Linked DNA regions of Homo sapiens: regions 2, 3, 4 and 5 are each linked to region 1. The links are chromatin contacts, found by Hi-C or POLR2A ChIA-PET in ENCODE. All regions are on one chromosome and are shown on one strand. The core of a region is the stretch at or near the end of the contact, and the rest is flanking DNA. Distances in the headings are between cores, read along the strand shown. Region 1 holds the start of KCNC4 (potassium voltage-gated channel subfamily C member 4). Region 2 holds the start of SARS1 (seryl-tRNA synthetase 1). Region 3 holds the start of LRIF1 (ligand dependent nuclear receptor interacting factor 1). Region 4 holds the start of CD53 (CD53 molecule). Region 5 holds the start of GSTM4 (glutathione S-transferase mu 4).

Region 1 (2,789 bases), core at 118-2,617:
GGGTTCCCGGTAGGGTGCGCAGGGTGCTGCGGTAGGTCTCATGTCGCGTGCCGCCCACGTTGATGATGATCTTCTCCGACGCCTCGCCCTTGGCCATCTCCTCCTTCAGACATGTTTTGGACGGAGGCTTGTTCCCCGACTTGCGCCCGCGGTAGGAGGAGACACACACCGAGCTGATCATAAGAAGCGCTGCGGGGCTCCGGCTTGGGGCGGCCGCTGCCCTCCAAACACCCTTCCCGAGGAGGCAGCGTCAGACGGGGGAGGGGGAGGAGACGAAGAGGAGGCAGGAGGCGGTGGCGGCCCCCTCTGCGGCTTGGGCTTGCCCCTGCCTATCCCCCTAGGACGCGGAGCGGGAGGAGTTGGATTTCTCCGGTACACAGGTGGTTGGGGTTAGGGCAGGAAGCTCCGGAGAGAGGGAGGCGCAGAGAGGGAGGACCCGGGGAAGTAGAAGCAAGCACACACGCGGTCCCCCGCTACGACGGGACACACAAACGCTCTGGGCCGGGGACACGCCCCCGCCTTCACCCCGACCAAAGACGAGGAAGCGCACAGTCCACGCGCACCGCGAAGGTCCGGGGCGCTCGCGCTCACACGGGCCACCCTCCGGCTCCAAGACCGCACCAAGCCCCGGAATAGCCGGCTTCCCCGCAGCGGCGGCAGCGCAGCAGCAACAAGTCCTCCGAGCGGCTGCCGGGGCCAGGCCGACACTCTCACGGCAGCCGGAGCTCCGTGGGCCCGGGCTGCTTGCGGTCAACACGAGGCGGCGGCGGCGGCATGTGGCCTCTTCCCCCCATTCATAAATCCAGCGCCGGGCGAGGAAGGCAGGCGGGGCAGAGCAGAGAGCGGCGGCCGGGCGGGCGGGGGCTGCGCAGGGCGAGGCGGCAGCTGGAAAACAAGCGCGCCCGCAGGAGCGAGCCTCGGGTCCTGCGTCCGCGGCTGGGAGCTGCGCCGGACCGGGCGCAGCGCTGCGGGGGCCGCGCTGGGGCGGGGGTGCCTCAGACGGGGCGTCCTGCGCGGCGCCGAGCCTGGGGGGCGGGGCCGCTCTGGGGAGCCGGGCTCTGGGCACTGGCGAAGGTGTACCGGGGGCGGCGGCCGAGCGGCCAAGGACACCTGCAGGCTTCCCGGGCCGCGCGGAGAGGGAGCCTCAGCGCAACGCCCCGGCGCCTGGTTCCTGCGATCTGGCGGCGCTGGGAGCCACGCCATCTACGCGTCTGCCCATCTCCGGGCGGGGCGCCGGCCTTGGCTCGCGCGCGGCAGGGGGCGGGCGCGAGGTGGCATAGGGGAGGGGGCGCCTCGGCGCCGGTGGGCTGGGGCCCTAGGGGCTCATGGTCTCCCTCCGGCGCTGGCAGCGGCCGCCACGCCCCAGTGGCGCCTTTTCCTCCGGGGCCCCGCCTCGCCCAGACGCGCCCTTCGCGGGGCGGGGTGGGCGGGGCGCGGCGCAGCGCGGGGCCGATCCGACTCACTGCAGGCCCTGGCGACCGAGCGCAGTCTTCCTCCCCGGAGCCGAGCCCCAACCAAGCGCGTCACCTCCTCGCCGCCAGTGCCCAGCCCAGCGCGCCGCCCCTGCGCGCTTCCGCCGGCAACCCCTCCCGCCCCCCTCAGCCCTGCTCCGCGCCTCCCCCGGGCCCGCAGCTCCTCCCACCGCAGCCCGCTGACACCGAAGCGCTCTCGACCCCTGACCTCTAACCTCCGCCCGGCTCTTCTTGCTTCGTCCCTCGCCCCCTCCCCGCCAAGCTGGTCGCACTGTTGCCGTTTCACTGCGGCTGACGGAAGGCCAAGGAAGAAAGAGGGTAGAGACGCTGTCGCGAGGATCAGGCTGCCCTCTCCTTTCCCAGGGACCGTGTTGGGGCCTTCTGACCACCCCGCCCCGCATCCTGCGCCTCGGAGGCCCAACGTAGCCCAAGACACCCATGGTCTTGATGCTCTCCGCCTCTGTCCCAGCCACCAAAGTCCCCGCGATGGAATGGAGGACGGGGTGGCCTTGGGCAGAGAAGCGCTTCTTGTGCCGGATGGAAGGAAACCGTAGCTCTGGCTGTGTTCATCGCGAAATGTTTTATGGATGTGGAGTGGGTGGGTGGCCCTGAAAAGTCATTAGTTAAAGCCTTTGCTCGTCATTGCTCTGGGGTCCACATAGGAAATGCCCGTGTCCTGCCTCATGACCCCTTCCTGTTTCTACTCTTATTCTACCCATTACAATTTGACTTTGCCTGTGTATATGTCTCCTCTCCCCTCCCTAACCCTGAGCTCCTGCAGGCGGCATTGTGCTTTTTCATCTTGATAGCTCCCACAGTGCCTGCCTCTGAGAACCTGTTTGCTAAGTGATTGAGAAGCTGCCATACCCAAAACGTAGGCACCAACAGGACTTTACTGGCCCTATCCCAAGAGCAATTTCCAGATTCATTTGTTTTTGTTAAGTCCAGAACCTATTTTACATCTTCATATTAATCCCCATTGGGTTTTTTTTTCTTTTTTACAGCTTCAGGCAGCCTCCATGCCTGTCTGGATGATGTAAAGAGATCTTGAGGCAGAAATGAAAGGTGAATGACACACCTGCCCTGGACACCTGTGCACCTTCCCAGTTCCAGATCAGGCAGTACCTAGCTCAACTGAGAAAAACAAGACAAGGGCCTATGTGTGTCTCAGGAAAGGTTAAAAGCTCAGTGCCAATGCAAGGGATTTTTACAAGCAAAAGTCTCATTATTAATGAGGCCAGAAAACCAAAATGACAATGATCTTTGATGATCTGTACTGACACGCAGGGGAGGTGAGTTAATCAGAAACACACATTT
Region 2 (2,789 bases), core at 140-2,639, 1.0 Mb after region 1:
CAGTAGAACAGTGCTCAGGCTAGTTTTATCCTAAACAAAAAATGTGGCAAAATTAAATTCCATTGCAACTCGAAACTTCAGGTCAAGTGTGGAATCTCACAATCAAACAAACTACTACAATAGAGGGCCTAAGACATAGAATCAGCACAAAACTCAAGTTAAACAAATATTCTTTTGACATCCAAGATCCTTATAAACAGGAGAAAATCAATTTTCCTAATAGAAATCCATCACACTCTTGGATAGTGGCTGCCTTTGCAGTGTACTGTCATCGACCTAGCTCCCAGATGGTTGCAGACCTATTGCATCAGACAAATCAAATCACAAGTACTTGACAGCATCCGCCCAACCAGCGACCACTCCAGTTAATACAGGCAGAGATTTATGGGCAGATGGTTCTATGGTTTTATTCGGCTTCATGATAGATGCCCGATATGACTCCAAGATCCGGCAGTTCCAGGTTCTAGCCCAACTCTGCCAATGTCTTTAAAGGAAAACGTCCACAAATCACAATTAAACAGCTTCAGTCATTACAATCTTTTGCTCGCCTCCTCACTCCCCTCGCGTTTGATCTACCACGGAAAAGACTTTTCTAATTCTTAAAGGTATGCCCATAGGTCGGGGGATGGCCTTCCGAAAAGCTTCAGGGTCATTTATTTTGGCCAAGAGCGGCCTCCAACGCCCCGAAATGCTTCCGATACCGAAGGAATGAATCTACTGTGTTGCAGAAGTGACGCAGTCTCAGGAGAAGCCTTTGATCCTATCAAAACAAAGGAAAACCACTCTGGCCTTGCTGAAGATGAGAAAAAGACTGGGGGGGACCAAAGATTCGTGTTAGGAAAGCCGCGTAGACCCCACAACCTCCCGCCCCGGCATGTTCTGGCAACCCCTGGGGCAGGAAGGCTTGACAGCTCCCGATGCGCGTGCGTACGCACACTGGCAGCGAACGGCACTGAGCACGCGTGGAAGGGACCTCGCTCCGCCCGGGTGGAGGAGAAAGTGGGATGACCCCGGCGACCAGGCTGTGTTTTCGGGGATGGGGAGAACCTCGGAGCCACCGCACCCTGGGAGGGGGTCTGACGAAGGGTGGAAGCTGTGGCCTCAGGAGCGGTGGCTGGATTTGAGAGAGAAAATTGGGTTTAGCATCAAGGAGGTAACCCGCCCGTCCCGGTACTTACATCGTCGCCACTCGCTGTCTGCCTTCACCAGCTGGTCCACTAGTCCCGGGTCCTTGAAGCGCTTCTCCTGCGTCTCTCGGATGAGGGCTGGGTCCCCTCCTTTATCCACCCGAAACAAATCCAGATCCAGCACCATCTTCTTTCCTCCCGGGCCAACGCTCAGGGAAGCAAGGATCGCGCCGCAGCACTCAGCCTGTGACCGCCGCACTGCGCCGGCGCGCTGACCCGCCCTTCCTGCGCAGGCGCAGCTGGAGCCCGCAGGCGACCCTCCCCGCGACCGGAAGCGGCTGGTTGGAGGCGGGGCCGCGGAGGGAGGGGAGGGGAGAGTGGGTGGGCGTGGGACTATACCTCTGGTTCCTGCTCCCCAGCTCTGCTACAGTCTGCAGGAACTGTGATCGCCACATAAAAGTGTGAATGCCTCAGTTTCCTACTCCTGTCTCAGGCTAGGCAGAGGCCTGTCCCCTCATCCCTAGCTTAGAGGCCGGGGCCTTCACCAGGTGCCCGTTTTCCTCTCACTAGGTTGGGTTCTTCCACTGGGCTCTTTCCCTGAACCTCGGCCGTCTTCTCCATCTTGATACAAGAGGATGGCATATTTAGTCCCAGGGCTACCTCAGCTTAAGATTCCTGCTCTCGTGCCTTAGAAATGGTATACCTTTATTAATCTGATTATTGGATAAACCAAATTGTCACTTTACCAACTCTTAAGAGCACAGCTTTGGGAAAGTGCGGTTGTCTTTTAGAGAGAGACGAGAGAAAACTTTTCCAAAGGGACATTAAGCAGATTTGAACGCCGTATAAGGTGTTGAGGTCATGTCTTGGGTCAATTTGAAAGCGTCTTGAAGAACGGTTTGTATCATACTTTGATTTTATAATGTTCAGACCTTTAAATGAAATATTCTAGTTGCCGAGTGAAGCCAAAGTTATCAAAGAATCTCCCTGATAACAAGAGATTATTTGAAGGATTTGGGAACAGGTGATCTCCTCCCCCACCCCCACCCCCAATCCTTCCACTCTGCAGAAACTTTAAAGCCTCACTTCCAATGCCTTCTCGAAGCTAGATGTGCTAAGACCTTCTTGATCTTATACCGCCGTCATGGACTCCTGAGATGAGGGTGTGACATAGCTAACTATCATATTATTTATTTATAATATGAAATATATTTGGGCTTTGTCCCTGGTTCCTGACACAGCCCCTAAAACCCTTGAATTTCCTGGGTTATACGTAATGGGTCTCTTTGATAACACCTGAGTTTATAATAAGGAGGTGATTTAGGATGGGGGCCCTAGATAACCTTAGGATGGGGCCAGTCACCAGAGAGACCAAGTGATTGGAGGATTGGAACTTTCATCCCCACCCTTCAACCTCCAGGAAAGGGGGAGGGGAGGAGCTGGACATCAAACTCTATAAACGCTCGAACAACAAGAGTTGATGAGCTTCAGGGTTGTTGAACATGTGGAGATGCCAGGAGGGTGTCTTGCCCAGAAAGGTTATGGAAGCTCTGCACCCCTGACACCTTGCCCTATCCATCTCTTCATCTGGCTGTTCATTTGTACCCTTTGTACTATCCTTTATAATAAACTGGTAAATGTTTCCTTGAGGTCTGTGAGCCT
Region 3 (2,789 bases), core at 170-2,669, 750 kb before region 1:
TCTTTCTGAGATAGCACTGATAAAAGAAAACGTGTAGTGGGGGGAAGAGAAGCAAGTCATAAGTGTGGTTTTGAACATGTTTCATTTGAAGGGGCTTTTAAAATAGCAAAAAGGATATCTCAACAATTCACTTGAACATCCAGGTATAGATCTCAGAGAAATCAGAACTGGGAACATAAATTTATGAGTCACACGGCAGCATAATGCAGTAGTACATGGTGTGTTTAGCCAGACAACCTGGATTTGGAGCCTGGCTCCATCACTCACAAGCTCTATGACCTCTAAAAATTTGTTCACCCTCTCTGAGCATCAGTTACTTCATCTGCATATAATAATTATTTTATTAGCTGTTAGGAGTAAATTAATTTTGTAAAACACTTAAATCAGTGCCAAGGACATACATGTGTTTGGTGGTAAAATAATGGGTGGAGGTGGTAATTCAATCCAGGAGCATGAATAAAACCACGAATCGAGACAAGACAGTTTGAAAACATAAGAGAATCAGTGATCAAGCTGAAAGGAACTCCCTTGAAAAGGGAGATATCTTCAAAAGAGATTGAGAAGGTGTAGACAAAAAGGTAGGAGCAAAACCAGGAAAGTATATTGCCAATGGCGTCAAGATGAGGGACTAATTAATAGTGCTGCGAGGAAAAATTCTCAAATAGTGTGAGATAAAGAGCATCAACTGCAATGGACAGCTGAATAAATGATTTAATGAATACAATGGATGTTCTGATGCAACTCCCAGATCTCCCTTCAGAAATAAAGGTCTATATGACAATAAGTGATAGTTTCGATGAACGTAGGCTGGAGGAAAGAGTTAAGTAAGTCTAGAGGCAAAGCTTCAGGAAAGAGGAGTAAATGGGAAACCTTCAGAGAAGCAGCAACAATAATCGCTGGCCACAGGCAGGCGTTTTAAGTTTTCTCAGGCCAGAAGTGCATGACTCCAAAAAAGCGCGCCGATGTCTTTTAATGCACTGACGGGAGAGAAAAACGTACGCTAGCGGCGAGCACAGAAGCAGAAAATTTATGATTGACCCCGGAAACATTTTATTTTGCGTAGGTGTCGGGAGAGCTTTCTTTTGCGATTTGTTCCTTGATCCGGAAGAAAAGATAGCAAATATCACTTGCCATTGGATTGCATCATAAGGGTTGGGCTTTAGCGAGCCAGTCACCTTGGCAACCGGACGTGACGACCCCGGAAGACGCCCGACCGAGCTTTGCTCCAGCTATCGGCTTCAGTGGGCGGGGCGGCAGAGCCAGACTGACGCAGTCTTCAGCACTGACCAGGCTCTGTTGGGGGTGGTGCCACCAAGGCCACGCCCCCTGCGCCTGCTCCGGCGGAGTCTGGAGAGTTGTCGTAGGCTCTGAGGGCGGAGACTCACGCCGATTCTCTCTCAGCGTAGGGCTGTGAGGGCGCAGTCCACCGCCAGGAGCCTTCCGGTTTCTGCGCGGTGCGCGACCTCGTCCCGAAGCCTGGGGATACACCCTCTCGAGAGCCCGCTGTCGCCCTCCGTTAAGGTCGAACCCCTCACAGTTGCTGTGGGCAACTCCAGCCCAACATTCCCTCGCTCTGGTTCTCGCCCCATTGGGAAACTCGGCCCCACGCTTCCCACTTTTCTGGATGAGGTGTCCCCTTTCTCCCCACTAAAATGTCAAATAACCTACGGAGGGTCTTCCTGAAACCCGCAGAGGAAAATTCAGGCAACGCCTCGCGTTGGTAAGTACCGGTTTCGAATCCTCCCCACGGCTGCCCCTCTGTCCGTCTTAGGGATGTGGAGTCGGCCGTCGTTTCCGGACGCTGTGTAGTTGAGAGGAGTTGGAGCCCGCAGAGTGCGCCACCCAGGCGGGAAGCGCTTGTCTCCGCGGCGCTTAAAGCCCATAGAGCGCTTTCCTCTGGGAAATGTAAAACCTCTTTAGAGCCTGACACAGCGGCTCCGCGGGACCCCAGCGTCTCAAGTTTAATAGGCGGACCGAGTAGATCTCCACGGGAGATGAAAACCAAGATGGCCGACGCTCTTATGTGACTCAAACCTTCTGGAAGATTCTCACGCACACGCAGAAACGCAGCAGTCAGCACGGATTAGCAAGTGCAGCCCTGGTGGCGCTGGACCTTCAGTGAAAATAGATTTTAATAGTGAGACAGAAAGGGTGTGTGATTGAAGAAAAAGGGCTTTAGAATGAGGAGATCGAATATTTAAAATTTCAAGTAATAGTTTTATGTGAAGAGAGAGAAGTAAGACTGGAGAAATCCTCGTGTAAAGTCAGTCCTTTTGAACAGCCTTTTTGAAGTAGGGTGTAATGAAGTGCCATTTCATTGGCTATTTATATTTGGCATGAGGAGAGTCCAGTATTTCTAAGGAAGATATTCTTGTAAAGTTAGAAAATAGATGATCAGTAACTTAGTTTTTGGGTTTTTTTTTTTAAATTGTATTACAAGGAAATGAATTGGAAACAATGTTAGCTAAAGCAGAATATTTTCACTTGTACTCTCACATGGTTAGTAGATTAAGTGATGAGGAAAAAATAGGGTCTGCAGACTCTAATAAGAAAATGAAGAACTAAGATGCAAAACTCATGGAAGAGGATTTTCGTTTGAAGAAAATCAAGCTACCTGGGGTTAATCTCAACTTTGCTAGTTAGCATTTGTGAGGCCAGGTACCTGTTTCCAGTCTGTAAATAATAGCACTTAGAAATATTTTAAAGATTAGGAGAATGAAATAATGTAAAATACGTCGTGTAGGAAAATAGTAAAGCACAATTTAAATGTTAACTATTACTATTATAAG
Region 4 (2,789 bases), core at 91-2,590, 660 kb before region 1:
ACGCATAGTATGATATCTCTTATCTCCCATGGGAGTTCCTTAAGAGTAGGACTGTTTGCTAGACAAATATTCTCCTTCTACCTTTTCATCTCCCTCCCCCACAATTCCCAAAGCACAGTGCCTGGCCTCAGGAGGCACCTACCACTTGATTATTAAGTGAATTTATTTAAAAGACTGCTTTTTATTTTTTAATACAAGGCTCAATAAACTCTGAGGTGTTTTGGGAATCCAGAGCCCTCTCCCCGTCCCCACCCCTCTTGGAAATCTAGAGCCCTCTGCCCTGTTCCCAATCCTCATACTTAGATGGGTGGGTGTAATCAAAGAGAACTTTCTCCTTTCTGCTCCAGGGCATAATCAAGTGAAATTCTCACAGGTCTTGGAAGAAGAAAGCTCTTACATAGAGTTTCCGATGGTGGTCACAGAGAGTCAGGACCGAAGCTCTGCTAACACTTTGCTGAGTCCATGCAACCTCAGTCATTAGTTACAGCACATGATTGGAAATTACTGCAGTATCAAGTTTTGGGGATTGCATTTTATACGTGCATTTCATGTGACATTTATCAGTGGTCATGTTTTGTACACCAAGGATAATTTGGGGAAATGCTGAGGATCCCAATGTGCTTCCTGCTCCTTAAAAGCCAACAATCTATGCATCCTTTAGAGATGTCTAGCTTTCACCTTTTAAAATACAGTTACTGAGCACATCCTGGTGTTTTGATTTTTAGCCACCTTTCTATTTAGTGGCTTTGAAGAACCACAGTGGGAGTCACTAAATTTACTTTTGAAATTTTCTCAAATGAAAAAGAACTGTGTCTTCTAGCTGTCTTTCTAAAGACAGCTCTGGCTGTGGGTTCTTTCCTCACTTTAAAATCACAAGACCAATTTTCTGAAGACCAGAGCACATAGGAAATCTCCCCAATGTCATCTCGCATAGAAAGCTCCAGGCATCAGGAATTACTACACAGAGTAATTCAAGCTCTGAAGCAATTAAGGCATGTGAATGCCTCGACTCAGAGATTTAGATAATGGGAACCTGATTAAGTAAAAGTATTTCTGGCCTGATTGCCTTTGGGGATGTTACTAGGATCTTGCTAATCTGTTTTACTTTGTGCACTAAATATTTGTGAAAGAGAAGTTGCCGGAGATTTTATGGTTACTAGAGAGGTATATGGAGACCCCTAAGAATACGCCCTACCCCACATTAGACAGCAAGCCAAGTTAAAACGTCATCAACCTTACCTTTTCCAGGCACCGTTCCTCAGTCCTTTCGGCAGAATTTAGTGATTATCCTTGAGGTGGCCGAGACAAGGCTGGTAACACAGATATCCGGGGCTATTTGTGTAAAAGGAGAAGTGAAGGGTGAAAAAATATGATCATGCTGTGACGACAGGAAGCCCAGATGAGAAGAAGGAGGAAGTGAGGCTGAGTCCGCCCTCTTTAGTCTCAGAGATTTAGTACTTTCCCAGTGGCTTTTTAGAAGCTTCCTCTCACAGCCCACCCTAAACTAGTTTTGTGAAACAAAAGAAAACTTCAAAACCAAGTTGGTTCAGGCACAGATCTGTGAGCAGTGGTGGATTCTAGGGTAATTTGGCAATGATTTTTGCTTAGAAAAGGACAGTGCTTCTCAATCAAGGTGGCATCTCAGAATTAACTGTGTATTTGTTCAAAAAGAAGTATGCCTGGCCCCACCACCAGTTTCCCATTCAGGTAGACAGACTGGAGGGGAACACAGGAACCAATATTTCTAAACATTTTCTAGGCCCGAGACTTTGGAATGTCTTTCTGAAGATTCTCTGCCCCCTCCTCATACTCCCTCTGTCTGGCTTCAGCCAGTCTCTAGACTTGAATTGGACACCATTTGCAGACTTCTCTGTCTCGAGAGCAAGACTGTCTTAAGGTGAGTCCCCAAGGCATAATCCCAGGGGCACTGGTAGAAATGATTTGGTTAGTACAGGAAACACCACATTTGGAGCCAAAGATCTGAGTTTCAGTTCCAGCTTTATCTCTTTTAGCTGTGAGATCTTGAGCAAGTCTCAATCTGTCAGCCTCAGTTTATTAATGGTAACACCTAATAATAATCCTACTGGTTACTGTTACATCCTTATTTATATACAAGAAAACAGGCGCTCAAAGAGGTTAGAAAATTTGCCCAAGCTCATACAACTAAGACATGTCAGAGGTAGGATTAAAATTCAAGGTCACAGAGAAGGCCTTTTGAGAAACACTGTGATCAATATATTTTGAAAAATGTGTTTCTGGTTTCACTATGCTGCATCACTGGAATTTTCTTAGATTGGGTCAAAGGAGTATGTGACAACCCAAATGTATCACTAGCTAACTATGAAACTTGGAAGCAATCACTGGGCCCCAATGTTTTCATCTTATAAATGAACAGATAGATGCACTCTGCGGTGCTGACTTGCGGGCATGCCTCTGGGAAAGCTAGCTGTCTCCCGCTTCCTTCACCCTGAGACATTCAGATCCAGAGTAATCTCCAGCCAGGGCTGTCTTGTGGGGAAAACTGAATTAAATGAAGGTAAAAAGGTCTTTACTGCAGAACTTGTCAGTCCTTAATATTCTCTAAGCAGGGGAAATAATATATAGATTTCTCCAAACTTATCTGAGCATGGAACTGTGTGGTGTGTGTGTGTGTGTGTGTGTGTGTGTGTGTGTAGTTTCTCTTGGGGAACAATTTTTCAGTGTAACTACACTTTAGGGAATGCTATTAAAAAGTCTCTGCACCTCGGCTGGAATCACTGACCCTCACTCAGAGCTGCTGCCATGCTTAC
Region 5 (2,500 bases), core at 1-2,500, 550 kb after region 1:
TGGGGAGAGGAGATGCAGTCAGAGACACGTCGCACTTTCCCCCAAAACCGCCCCTTCCCCTGCACCTACATTGGGAAAGTCCAGGCCCAGCTTGAATTTTTCATTCAGCCACTGGCTTCTGTCATAGTCAGGAGCTGCCGTGGGGAAGAAGAAGTGAAAACAAACCTCCCCAGAGCCCAGCCCTCCTTCCCGGGGACCCTCCCAAGGAACCAGTGGCAAGATCCCTGAGACAGGTGGATCTAGAATCTGACCACTCAGTCCCACATCCCAGGGTTCAGGGACAAAGAATCCCGCTGAGGGCTCTGGACCCCACACGGCTAAGGCTTCCAGGGTTTAGGGAAGCTCTGAGGGACACCCAACCCAATTAAACAGGGGGCCCAGCATCCCGCCCCAGCATTCTGCCTTGCAAGGCCACAGGACTCCCTCACCGGGGCTCAGGGAAGGGACAGCCTGCAGCTCCAGCAGGGGAGGCCTGCAGAGGTAGCCACAGGTGGCCACCATGGGTTGCTTGGTGCCAACTCAGCGTGAGTGGGCAGAGCCCGGACACAAGGGTGTCATTACCGTCCCCCATCGTATACTTCTTTTCCTCGTAGCTTGAGTCTGTGTATTCCAGGAGCAGGCGGATGGCGTGGGCCAGCTGGAAGAGATGGCCCGCAGGTCGTGTCAGAGATGGAGGGTCCCTGACTTGGTGACTTTCTCTGCACCAGGTGAGCCCCTAGTCTACACTGCACTGCACCCCCCCCCCACCCCGGCGCACGCACACACACACACACACACACACACACACACACACACACAGGCATGCACAGGCCCTCCTGTGAGAGATAGCCCTAAGGAGGGAACCGTCCCTAGAGCCGGTCCCCAGCCGCTCGGCACTTCCCGCCCACGCGCCCGGTCCCACAGTGCAGCGGACCCTCACTCACCCCGCGGATGTCCCAGTACCCCAGTGTCATGGACATGATGCTGGTTGGTGTCGATTCTGCAGACAGGCCTCAGCTGGGCTGAACTGCGACCTCCTCTGGGGTTCCCGGCACGCAGGGGCTGGACCTAGCGCCAGACCCGCCCCCTCGGCCCCGCTGCGCCCGCCGATCTTCAAGGTCGTCACTTCCAACCGGCCGATCTTCAAGGTCGTCACTTCCAACCAACAGGCGCGGGAGGCACGGAGCAGGTTGCTGGATCCTCACTGGCTGGAAGGAGTAAGATCCACCGCCACCTCCGAGTGTTCAGGGAGCAAGGTCCGGAAGCACTAGGAGGGGCTCGGCCTCGCCAGCTTCCGTAGCCCCGCCCCGCCCCGCTCCGCTTCGGACCTCTGCTGGGTCCCCAGGGACTCGGCTGTGCGCGTGAGAGTAAAGCCAGATCGTAAGAGAAAAGTTCTTCCCCCGTTTCTTCTTCTCCGGACGTCGCCCAGCCTTCTGCCTCTCGGCTGCCGAGTTCCCACAGGCTCTGGGAGACTGAGGCTGCCAGGGTCAGACTAAAGAGAGGTCTCAGAGAGTTTAATTCAACACTTCTTGGCTACTAAGTCTTAGAAGTCTGATGGTGTGCTCTCTCTGCTGAGTTGGGGAGCGTGAATGGAGGCTATGTCACCGAAGCTGATAGAGCTCAGTCTCTGTTGCAGATGCTCCCGACCCTTTTGCATTGGGCCAGTTCCCCAGCTCTGAGACTGGGTCCAGGCTCAGGAAGTGGCCTATGTGTCAAGGTGGATTCCCATGTAGGTTTGCCTACAGCAAGACGATAGCACCATGCACACACAAGTGCTTGGACTTCTGAATAGTTATACTTCTCATTATACATTAAGACATTAAGAATGTGTCATTCTGAGTCTTTTTTTTTTTTTTTTTTTTGGAACGGGGACTCGCTGTGTTGCCCAGGCTGGAGTGCAGTAGGGCGATCTCGGTTCATTGCAACCTCCGCCTCCCGGGCTCAAGCGATTCTCCTGCCTCAGCCTCCCGAGCAGCTGGGATTACAGACGAGCGCCACGACGCCCTGCTAACTTTTTTGTATTTTCTGTAGAGATGGGATTTCACCGTGTTGACCAGACTGGTCTTGAACTCCTGGTCTCAAGTGATCCACCCGCCTCCGCCTCCCAAAGTGCTGGGATTACAGGCATGAGCCACGGTGCCTGGCCTGTCATTCTGAGTTTATCCATCTTGAGCTGGGAAAGATAAAATGTCTAGGTCCAATTGTGAAGATGATTTTTTAAGAAAGCTAACACTTATGAGAATAATTATGAAAGAAACAGAATTGATATTGTTACATTAGTATTCACCCATTTGGTCATTCCTTTATTGAAACAACAGTTGTTGAGATCCTACCATATTCCAGGCACTGGGAATAAAACAATCCTTCAAAAACACTGTACTTTGGCCACCTACGACTAGAAGTCAGGTGGGAACTACAGGGGAGAGATTTTGAAAATACGGGACACTTCTTACTGTTTTTGCACACTGAGAGGCAGTGGAGTGGGAGAGGGGTTGAGTGTAGGAGAGAGAAGCGGTGCCTG

Evidence for each region. Hi-C counts contacts between places; a loop is a spot of excess contacts on that map. ChIA-PET counts read pairs that join two places held with the same protein, here RNA polymerase II (POLR2A). Pooled maps may share reads with other maps.
Region 2: a loop to region 1 is called in a map of naive thymus-derived CD4-positive, alpha-beta T cell, with 8 times the contacts of the local background. The contact joins the promoter of SARS1 here to the promoter of KCNC4 in region 1. A Hi-C loop is called at or near these places in 1 of 168 maps with a recorded cell type or tissue (naive thymus-derived CD4-positive, alpha-beta T cell) and 5 of 50 pooled maps. POLR2A ChIA-PET finds 5 or more read pairs at or near these places in 1 of 52 experiments (H1).
Region 3: a loop to region 1 is called in a map of naive thymus-derived CD4-positive, alpha-beta T cell, with 12 times the contacts of the local background. The contact joins the promoter of LRIF1 here to the promoter of KCNC4 in region 1. A Hi-C loop is called at or near these places in 1 of 168 maps with a recorded cell type or tissue (naive thymus-derived CD4-positive, alpha-beta T cell) and 10 of 50 pooled maps.
Region 4: a map of CD4-positive, alpha-beta memory T cell shows a loop between it and region 1 (9-fold over the local background). The contact joins the promoter of CD53 here to the promoter of KCNC4 in region 1. A Hi-C loop is called at or near these places in 2 of 168 maps with a recorded cell type or tissue (CD4-positive, alpha-beta memory T cell and naive thymus-derived CD4-positive, alpha-beta T cell), 1 of 37 single-sample maps with no recorded cell type and 9 of 50 pooled maps.
Region 5: a pooled map shows a loop between it and region 1 (4-fold over the local background). The contact joins the promoter of GSTM4 here to the promoter of KCNC4 in region 1. A Hi-C loop is called at or near these places in 1 of 37 single-sample maps with no recorded cell type and 1 of 50 pooled maps. POLR2A ChIA-PET finds 5 or more read pairs at or near these places in 1 of 52 experiments (activated T-cell).

The regions. Positions count from the first base shown.
Region 1 is chr1:110,208,892-110,211,680 of GRCh38, reverse strand. It overlaps KCNC4 (potassium voltage-gated channel subfamily C member 4), which reads right to left and starts at 1,367. Exons shown (of 4, transcript NM_001039574.3): 1 at 1-1,367. The coding sequence starts at 181. KCNC4-DT (KCNC4 divergent transcript) reads left to right here and starts at 1,694. Exons shown (of 2, transcript NR_046546.1): 1 at 1,694-2,070; 2 at 2,477-2,789. RefSeq lists a silencer at 1,008-1,687.
Region 2 is chr1:109,212,518-109,215,306 of GRCh38, reverse strand. SARS1 (seryl-tRNA synthetase 1) reads right to left here and starts at 1,389. Exons shown (of 11, transcript NM_006513.4): 1 at 1,179-1,389. The coding sequence starts at 1,314. RefSeq lists an enhancer at 966-1,325 and a silencer at 1,376-1,595.
Region 3 is chr1:110,962,552-110,965,340 of GRCh38, reverse strand. LRIF1 (ligand dependent nuclear receptor interacting factor 1) reads left to right here and starts at 1,419. Exons shown (of 4, transcript NM_018372.4): 1 at 1,419-1,720. The coding sequence starts at 1,653. RefSeq lists enhancers at 1,551-1,760, 1,295-1,831.
Region 4 is chr1:110,871,699-110,874,487 of GRCh38, reverse strand. It overlaps CD53 (CD53 molecule), which reads right to left and starts at 1,340. Exons shown (of 8, transcript NM_000560.4): 1 at 1,240-1,340. RefSeq lists enhancers at 1,380-1,489, 2,090-2,139.
Region 5 is chr1:109,654,849-109,657,348 of GRCh38, reverse strand. GSTM4 (glutathione S-transferase mu 4) reads right to left here and starts at 1,250. Exons shown (of 8, transcript NM_000850.5): 1 at 924-1,250; 2 at 562-637; 3 at 70-134. The coding sequence starts at 959. RefSeq lists enhancers at 24-609, 1,483-1,532.